Regions from separate parts of the Homo sapiens genome. Here region 2 is linked to region 1. Evidence: chromatin contacts called from ENCODE Hi-C or POLR2A ChIA-PET data. All regions are on one chromosome and are shown on one strand. The core of a region is the stretch at or near the end of the contact, and the rest is flanking DNA. Distances in the headings are between cores, read along the strand shown.

What was found. Hi-C counts contacts between places; a loop is a spot of excess contacts on that map. ChIA-PET counts read pairs that join two places held with the same protein, here RNA polymerase II (POLR2A).
Region 2: a loop to region 1 is called in a map of endothelial cell of umbilical vein, with 21 times the contacts of the local background. The contact joins the enhancer-like site here to the promoter of NOG in region 1. A Hi-C loop is called at or near these places in 1 of 168 maps with a recorded cell type or tissue (endothelial cell of umbilical vein). POLR2A ChIA-PET finds 5 or more read pairs at or near these places in 1 of 52 experiments (HEK293).

The regions. Positions count from the first base shown.
Region 1 is chr17:56,592,163-56,596,812 of GRCh38, forward strand. NOG (noggin) reads left to right here and starts at 1,537. Exons shown (of 1, transcript NM_005450.6): 1 at 1,537-3,449. The coding sequence starts at 2,062. The coding sequence ends at 2,760. RefSeq lists silencers at 390-599, 3,712-3,912.
Region 2 is chr17:57,660,713-57,665,677 of GRCh38, forward strand. All of the region lies in intron 11 of MSI2 (musashi RNA binding protein 2), which reads left to right. Among named protein-coding and RNA genes, the nearest start is that of MSI2-AS1, 55 kb to the left of the region's middle. RefSeq lists a silencer at 2,250-2,542 and an enhancer at 3,721-4,327. Within about 2 kb of position 2,304, at least 25 of the 41 ENCODE cell types and tissues checked have a DNase peak (open chromatin) inside an H3K27ac peak, as active enhancers do; they include endothelial cell of umbilical vein, where a contact is called at or near this core.

The DNA of each region.
Region 1 (4,650 bases), core at 287-2,786:
AGAGAAACTGCTTCTGAACAAGAGAAAGCATCGTGGAGGTTTATTTAAAATCACAGAAAGGTAGGGCTGGAAGAGAAATCTATTAATAGTTACGTCACTAATGCGAAAAGTGAGAAAAATGACTTGTCCGAGTTATATCAGGGTGGACCCCGGGCAAGACTCAGGTGCCTCTGCTGTCAGCTCACCTTTCAAGTTTCTGGTCCCCACTCGCACCCACTGAGACCAGAGACCGATTTACCTGAGGCAGAAGGTGCTGCACGCATTCTTGTGAAATTTGAGGGGACCGAGAAGGAATCTCAGGAAGTTTGTTTACACTGGGGGCCTGGAGACCTTCGGGAAAATAGCCAGAACCAAAACGGACCAGTCAGCAGACGCAGACACACACAAAGTGACAGGGACACAGAAGCAGAAGCTGAACTGGGCAGAGCGGGCAGCGGCCGACCCACCTCGCACGGCCGCCCCCGCCAGCGCCAGGTGCAGGGCTCATAGCGGGCCAGCAGAGGGCGCGCCGCCCCCAGGGAGCCGAGCGGCGGCCGCGCGGAGCCGGGCGGGCTAGGGGAGCCGCAGGCGAGCCAGTCGCGCCCCTGAGGCTAGGCCACTCAGGGTGCAGGACCCGGCCAAGGAGGAGGAGGATGGTGAGGAGCGGAACCCCCTCGTGGGCCCGAGGGGCAGACAGACAGGAGTGCTTCCTAAGAATTACATCACGCTGCGCAACGCTGCGGCTCTCGGACTCCCTGGTGCAAAGGGGGGTGGGGTAGGGGCTGTGTGTGTGTGTGTGTGTGTGTGTGTATATATGTGTGTTGGGGGGAGGGGACTTAGAGCAAGAGCCCGGGAGAGAAGAAGACGCGCTCGGGGAAAACGCTCCATGCACATGGAGAAATTTCTTGCTCCGAACTGCATGCACCGAGAAACGAGCCCCCAGCACTTCCCCGCTGCTCCCCTCCCAGTGCAAAGCACCCAGCTAGTGAGAAACCCTCCAGCCCCACCTCAAGCACCGCCCCCCCTCCCCAAACACCGGCTCTGCACCCTCCAGCCCGGCTCCAGCGCCGCCGCGAGCTTTCCCCAGGACTGGCCCTGGCGGGGCGCCTAGAGCCCCAGTTGCATTGCTCCAGGAGAAAGGAGGGGGGCGGTGCATTTTGCAGGAGGAGGAGAAGGGGGGTGGGTGGTGGGGGAGAGAGAAAATTGCGCGGAGACCTGCCAAGCGCCACCGCCGCCGCCACCGCCGCTGCCGCCGCCGCCGCCGCCGCCTGTGAGCTCCGGCGGGCAGCCGGACTGTCGGCTTCCCGGGGCATCTGGGTCCGGCGGGGCACAGCCCTGGGCGCTGCCGAAGCCGCCGCCGCCGCCTCCGCGGCGAGTACAGGCGGCTTCCCCCGGAGCCTGTGCAGCTCCAGCTCCTCGGGGGTGGAGAAGTGGGGGGTGGGGTTGTTGTTTGGGGGGAAGAAGGGGGAGGGGGCAACGCCGAGAGAGTCAGTGGTTTCCATGGTGATGGAGCTGAAAGTGCAGGAAATTTAAAGGCTTGGACCCTGCGAGACAGACAAACCGGTGCCAACGTGCGCGGACGCCGCCGCCGCCGCCGCCGCTGGAGTCCGCCGGGCAGAGCCGGCCGCGGAGCCCGGAGCAGGCGGAGGGAAGTGCCCCTAGAACCAGCTCAGCCAGCGGCGCTTGCACAGAGCGGCCGGACGAAGAGCAGCGAGAGGAGGAGGGGAGAGCGGCTCGTCCACGCGCCCTGCGCCGCCGCCGGCCCGGGAAGGCAGCGAGGAGCCGGCGCCTCCCGCGCCCCGCGGTCGCCCTGGAGTAATTTCGGATGCCCAGCCGCGGCCGCCTTCCCCAGTAGACCCGGGAGAGGAGTTGCGGCCAACTTGTGTGCCTTTCTTCCGCCCCGGTGGGAGCCGGCGCTGCGCGAAGGGCTCTCCCGGCGGCTCATGCTGCCGGCCCTGCGCCTGCCCAGCCTCGGGTGAGCCGCCTCCGGAGAGACGGGGGAGCGCGGCGGCGCCGCGGGCTCGGCGTGCTCTCCTCCGGGGACGCGGGACGAAGCAGCAGCCCCGGGCGCGCGCCAGAGGCATGGAGCGCTGCCCCAGCCTAGGGGTCACCCTCTACGCCCTGGTGGTGGTCCTGGGGCTGCGGGCGACACCGGCCGGCGGCCAGCACTATCTCCACATCCGCCCGGCACCCAGCGACAACCTGCCCCTGGTGGACCTCATCGAACACCCAGACCCTATCTTTGACCCCAAGGAAAAGGATCTGAACGAGACGCTGCTGCGCTCGCTGCTCGGGGGCCACTACGACCCAGGCTTCATGGCCACCTCGCCCCCCGAGGACCGGCCCGGCGGGGGCGGGGGTGCAGCTGGGGGCGCGGAGGACCTGGCGGAGCTGGACCAGCTGCTGCGGCAGCGGCCGTCGGGGGCCATGCCGAGCGAGATCAAAGGGCTAGAGTTCTCCGAGGGCTTGGCCCAGGGCAAGAAGCAGCGCCTAAGCAAGAAGCTGCGGAGGAAGTTACAGATGTGGCTGTGGTCGCAGACATTCTGCCCCGTGCTGTACGCGTGGAACGACCTGGGCAGCCGCTTTTGGCCGCGCTACGTGAAGGTGGGCAGCTGCTTCAGTAAGCGCTCGTGCTCCGTGCCCGAGGGCATGGTGTGCAAGCCGTCCAAGTCCGTGCACCTCACGGTGCTGCGGTGGCGCTGTCAGCGGCGCGGGGGCCAGCGCTGCGGCTGGATTCCCATCCAGTACCCCATCATTTCCGAGTGCAAGTGCTCGTGCTAGAACTCGGGGGCCCCCTGCCCGCACCCGGACACTTGATCGATCCCCACCGACGCCCCCTGCACCGCCTCCAACCAGTTCCACCACCCTCTAGCGAGGGTTTTCAATGAACTTTTTTTTTTTTTTTTTTTTTTTTTTCTGGGCTACAGAGACCTAGCTTTCTGGTTCCTGTAATGCACTGTTTAACTGTGTAGGAATGTATATGTGTGTGTATATACGGTCCCAGTTTTAATTTACTTATTAAAAGGTCAGTATTATACGTTAAAAGTTACCGGCTTCTACTGTATTTTTAAAAAAAAGTAAGCAAAAGAAAAAAAAAAGAACAGAGAAAAGAGAGACTTATTCTGGTTGTTGCTAATAATGTTAACCTGCTATTTATATTCCAGTGCCCTTCGCATGGCGAAGCAGGGGGGAAAAGTTATTTTTTTCTTGAAGTACAAAGAGACGGGGGAACTTTTGTAGAGGACTTTTTAAAAGCTATTTTCCATTCTTCGGAAAGTGTTTTGGTTTTCCTTGGACCTCGAAGAAGCTATAGAGTTCAATGTTATTTTACAGTTATTGTAAATATAGAGAACAAATGGAATGACTAATCATTGTAAATTAAGAGTATCTGCTATTTATTCTTTATAATATCCCGTGTAGTAAATGAGAAAGAAGTGCAGAGCAGGATTAAAGAAAACCACTAAAACCGACTGCGCTCCACACTGATTTTCTGTGTTGGTGATTGATGGGGGTGGGAGGGCGTGGGAGGGGGCGGGTAGGGGATGCTGCTGTGCCTCCTACCCCGTTGGGGAAGGGGCTCATCCCCTCGGACTCCCCTCCTGTGGTATGATGGAGGTGACTTAGTTTTTTGAGGGCGTTGGGGGGGGGGGCGATATTCTCTAACCCCTCACTAAAACATCACGTGGCCTCCGCCTAGTCTCCTAGCTTTTCCCCCTATGTCACCAAAGCTCGGGCCTGTAGTGACCTCGACACCCAGCCGGCCCCCTGGAGCTGACCCCAGGCTGGGCCGAGGGGCGGGGGGAGGGTGGGCGGCCGCTTTGTCCTGCCTGACAGGCCCTTCACAATGGGGACACGTGTCTTTCACACCTACCCTGGGGGCGGAGTGCCGCTGAAACTTGACCCCCGAGGAATGGGGAGGGGGGGAGATCAGAGCGCGCCCACCCAGATCCCGCCACCCCTCCCGCCTCGTACCCCCCACCTCAATATCCAGCCCATGTTAACCCTTTGCATGCCCGGAAGCTACGGTGGTACGAACTGAGGCAATCCCTTGGAATCAACAAGGCTCACAGCCTCCGGGATCTTGCAGGTCCGAGCCCCGAAATCCCAGGCCCTCGGCCGGAGGTGCTGGGGATATCAGGGAGATTTGACACTGGCCTCCCCTCTCCCCGGGGACCTAAGGAAGACTAAGGGCCATGGTTTCGGAGGGGTCCGAATCTGGGTGAAAATCACCACCTCTGGCATCTGCTTTTGGGAAGAGAGTATGCCTGTGCTCGGGCACTTTCTCCCCTTGAGGGGTGGGGAGGAGGGAGAAATCGGAACCGGAATCTTTGCGCTTTAAGATTAGATAGGGGCAGAAGGCACGTAACCCATTAAAGGGACGTGCAAAACATCACTCCCACCCCACCCCTTAAAAAGCCAACTCCTTGGGACCGACGCCTGACTCTCGCATGCGTCCCTCCGCCTCAGTCCCCAGTGGCGCCCGTCCTCACAGCTCCACGTGGGCCAGCCTCCTGACACTGCTCAGCGCTCTCTTTATTTATCTTGGACTCCAAAGTCGCTCTCCTTTGCTCCCTCCCCACCTCCCTGCCACCTCTCCGCGCCTCCCTCCCGGCGTTCCTTCCACCCCACCCCCCACCCCCCCCAACCCCCCAAGTCCGGAGTCCCGGCGAA
Region 2 (4,965 bases), core at 1,054-3,553, 1.1 Mb after region 1:
GGAGCTCCCCAGGGGGCCGGGGAACATCATGGGCAAAGCCACCAGACCTCGGGACAATGGAGTGAGGTGGAGGCCCTGCTTTATTCTGGCTGGAGAATAAAATGCAACAGGGGAGTAACTGTAGGTAAAGCCAGAGAGCTGGGCAGAATCAGAGCAGGGGACCCTTGGTACTACGCTAAGGAGACTGGATTTACATGGGCAGGGCCTGTGAGATCATGGGAGGCCTGAAACTAGGAACTGACATCAGATTTGTATGTTAGACAAGCTTTGACAACATTGTCCAGGATGGATTCAAGACGCAGGACTGAGGTGGGAGGACAAGTTACAGATAATTCGTGTACATTGTAAACACTCCATAGATGTTAGTATATAGCTGCTCAAGAAGCAGTAGGCCTTTTGCTCTTATCCATAAGACGATTAACTCTGGACTCAACATCATGCTAGGGGCTGGGGTGGGCTGCAGAATAAGTCCATGGCATGGTCCTTGCCTTTAGCCGACTTCCAGTCCTCTGGGGAGGACAAAAGTACACAACCGATGTGAGAGCTAGCCTTTAATAAGGATAGATTCCTACAAGGTCAGAGAGTACCCAGAAGGCAGGAAGCTTAGTGGAGGAGGCAAGACATGACACAGGGCCTGGAGAATTTGGAGTGGGAAGCTGTCTGCTAGGCAGGGAATATGGGCTTGAAGAGATAGAGACAGTCAAGGTTCTGGGAGATCTTGAAAGCCATGTTGATATAGTCACAGGAGAGGGAGGTTCGTATTCTTCATGCAAGTGGCGCTCAGTAAGGACAGAACCATCTAAAGAAGATAAGCCTGGCTGTAGCTCCACAAAGAACAGCCTGACCCCTAATCCTGGGGTCTGGGGCTGGGGCTGGGCTCGTGACCTGGAGCAAGGGGTGTGGAGTGAGAGGCATTGAGAAAGCAGACACAGGAGGGCATTCCATGGCAAATCTCTGCCTTAGTTCCCTTAACTTTCCTTTGCTTCTGCCAACAAGTTGTTATTTATTCCCTGCTTGGGGCTATTGTTTCCCATTCCTTTGCCCTTGAGGTGGCCACTGTCCCCTTTCTTTCTGCCACTCCATTTCCCTCTGTCCTTGTCTTTGCCCTCTCTGTCAAAATTTGGCTCAAAGTGCCAGAAAGCCATACCTGATTCACCCTACCTGGGGCACCCCCTCCTTTGCCCATGTCCTCAGTCCTCTTCCTCATGGGTGAGCTCTCCTGAATGAAAGGTGAGATTATGGGTCCTTGGAAGATATTTTGCATGTGTCTGCGGGTGGCACCTGCTTTCCCCAACAATACAAACCATCAGGCCTCCCGGCGGCAAAGTCAGCCTAGTCCTCATTCTTCATATGGATAAGTAATTACTATGCAATTAGAAAACACAGAAAATGAAGGGGCCCTTTGTTCCTGGTTGCTTATTAATATTAATTTTTTTAAAAAGGTCTCCCTTCCCAGCTTGGGATCCTACAGAACAGGAAGCAGACAAATAATGCCTTTGAACAGCTGTGATGGGCTGTTGAAATTAGATCTGTCAGGGGATGAGAACACCACGATGGCAGCCACTCCGTGGTATAGGCTAAGAGGGTTCCAGGGGAAGGTATCTTGTAAGTGGTCAATAGAATGCTAGAGACACATCCTAGTCAATTTGAATACAATAATGATAATAGATGTTAATAATAATAGCTCACATGTATTATGAGTGAGCCAAGTACCATGTCAAGCCCACCTGCCTTATCCCATTAAATTCTCATAACCCTATGAAGTGAGCACTGTCATTCTCATTCCCATTTTAAAGATTTAAAAACTGTAGTTTGGAAAGGATAGTAGCTTATCTGAAGTGGCAGAGACAGGATTTGAGCCTAAGCCTGTCGTCATTCTGTCCTCTAAGCCACTGTCAGCGGACGCTCCATCGTACCAGCCCTGGGATGGCTGAGCCAGGCTCTGCAACCTTAAAACAGACACTCAAGAAAAAACCACAGCTGCTCTTAACTAAATTCTCCATTATCCTTGGGGGAGGAGATAACCCCAAATCATTTACGAGTGGCCTCAGGAGGCGGTATAAGTATTTTTTGCACCTGCTCCTGCTGTTGCAGACACTGCCTGGCTTTGGCTGACAGGTTTCTGGTCCCTGAATGCACTCAGACCAATGTCAGACAAAGGAGGCCGGGAGGAGGCGTGGTCGTGTAAGAGGAAGCCAGCCTGAAGAGAATTATTGGAAGGGAACCTTTAGCTGAAACAAGGCTGAGGGAAGTTAGCCAATGCCCAGAAGAAACTAGGCGATGGAGCACGGGCGGGCTTCTCTGGGAAGACAGACGTCCTCTGTAGGGATGAGTCAACATTTTTTCCTGTGGGCTGCGAGGACCGCTTCTGGAAGGTCGCTGGGAAGCCCCGCCCGGCCTTAGGGCTGGGAGGGGATTGGCTGCCCAGTTGCTGGGGCTTTGCTCTGAGCCAGTGGCGGGGTGGAGGGGCGGGGCCAAGGCGGGAGCAGCGGGCTTCTTGGCCAATCATCCTGCAGGGAGGCTGGGCACCCGGTACCATGGCAACCGCGAGCAGGGCCTCATTTGTTTTGTAGATGAGTAATTACTACACAATTAGAGAAAGCTAAAAATAAAGGGGCCCTTTGTTCCTGGTTACTTATTAATATTAATAAAATGGTCTGCCCAGGTCTGTGGTAAACATTTGATGCCTGCGTGCCTGTGGCAGAGGCTTGTGTAGCCGGGAAAGGCACCCCAGCCCCGCTCGCCCCTCTTTCGGGAAGTTATTTCTGACTATATCCTGGAGAGGGTGGGCTTCTGACCTTGGGGAGAAGAGGAGAGGCTCAGTGTGACAGACATAGGATCCAGGATGTCCTGGAGTCCGGGTCCGTCACTGACTCAGGTGGAAAGGTGGCGGCAGCGTCACCATCCTTCAGAGAAAAGACAGACACACAGCAGCAAAGCAGACACTATGGACCGGTGTCAGAGGAAACCCCTAGTCCAGTTTTGCTGTGTCCTTCTGTGTTTTCTGGCTTTTGATTGATCAGCTCCAGGTGTGTAAAATAGTCGTTAAGTCTTCAATGGAGGTAGCCCCCAAGACTCCAGTGACTCCCCTCCCATCTGGCTTAAAGGGCACATTCCGTTCAGGCTTGGAAATGATCTGCTGGAGGTTTACACTGTGTTCAGGGTTGTCCCCGTGGCTCCCCATGCCCTGGCCTTCGAAGTTAAAGCAGCTGAGAGGCTTGCTTTCTATTCCTTCTCCCTCCTAGGGGGAGAGGTTGCCTTGTTGATTACTCCAGTGAGGATGATTAACAGCTTAAAAAAAAAAATAGAGGCAGCATAAGAGCATAGAAGGCAGAGTAGGGAATCAGAAGACTTGGTTCCAGGCCTGCTTCCACCTCTACTAAACGAGGAATTCAGACTAAAGGGTCCTTGGGAGCCATTTCAGCTCTACAGCTCTGTTTTGCTGCTGTTTCCAAAGCTGGAAATCCCTTTTCCTTGGAGATAGGAACAGGGACAGTGACAGTGCCTTAAGATCTGAGAGAACAGGCCGGGCACGGTGACTCACGCCTGTAATCCCAGCACTTTGGGAGGCCGAGGCGGCTGATCACTTGAGGCCAGGAGTTTGAGACCAGCCTGGCCAACATGGTGAAACCCCATCTCTACTAAAAATACAAAAATCAGCCAGGTGTGGCGGTGTGTGCCTGTAGTCTCAGCTACTGGGGAGACTGAGGCAGGAGAATTACTTGAACCCGGGAGGCCCAGGTTGCAGTGAGCTGAGAGTGCGCCACTGCACTCCAGCCTGGGTGACATAGCAAGACTCCCTCTCAAAAAAGGGGAAAAAAAAAGAAAAAAGATCTGAGAGAAGTGAGTGGAGAGAAAGCCAAGAGGTTCCAGGTGATAGGAAACTTCGTGGGAATTTGAAAACAGCCATGAATTGTTTAATGCATGAAGGCAATGGGAGGGACAGAAGCGGTTCCAGAACTGTGTATCATTTTACACATCTGTCCTCAGACTTCCATCCTTGGGTGTGGTTGATTAAATCTCTTAGGGTTTGATTCTGTGTGGATGGTATTCATGAATAATAGTGGACCTGTTAATAGCTGCTGTCAATGAGCAAATCAACCCAGAGATTGTGGCCAGTTCAGTGGCTCTTGAACTTTGCTGCTGTTCCTAATAGGAACTTTGATCCTGTTAGGATCACCTGGGGAGTTTTTAAACTGTGCAGTGGCCAGGCTGCATCACAGACCCATCAAACCAGAATCTAGCAGGGTGAGCCTCAGGCAGGCCCAGTGTGTAACACGGGGCTCAAGTATCATCATGTTCTTGCTGGATGTAAAGCTCCATAACATCTTTGTGGCTGTCACTGGTACCCCAGCCTCCTCTAACTGGGAGGTGGGGAGGTGGGGCTGGGATCTCTAGCCTGCTGCTGTGGAGCCCACGGCTCTCCAGCCTCCATTAGTCTTCCCAGCAGGGTCAGGAAGGCCACCCTCCAGGGTGGACCAAGGGGTTTTTGTCCTCATAGAGGGACCCTCCTGTCTCTCTCGAGGACAGGCCAGTCCTGGCTGAGATTAAGGGCATGTACCAGTAGAACTAGCAGCCTGCAGCAACTGTAAACAGAGAAGCAGCCGCCCTCCTTGACTGACCAATGGGAGCCTTTTGGTAAGGTCGGAGTTTGTTTGTTATTAAAGACCTAATTAGAAACATGAGAGGGAGCTGAATGGCTCTGTGCTTGGCTAATTAGTGACATGTATGCGCCTGCTTTGAACTTCAAGGACACAGAACTATTAGTGCTTACATCAAAAATGGATTAAACTCCTGTGCTTTTATAATTATTAAAAAGGAGCTACTCAAGTGGAAAGTCTTTTGTGTGGGTCCTCAAGGGGCTGCCCCTGGGATAACTTCCCCACCCCACCCTGCCCCCTGCCTGCTAGAGCCCCAGCAGTGAGTTTTCTATTAGATATGATTGGGCAGTAAATACCGTTCAGC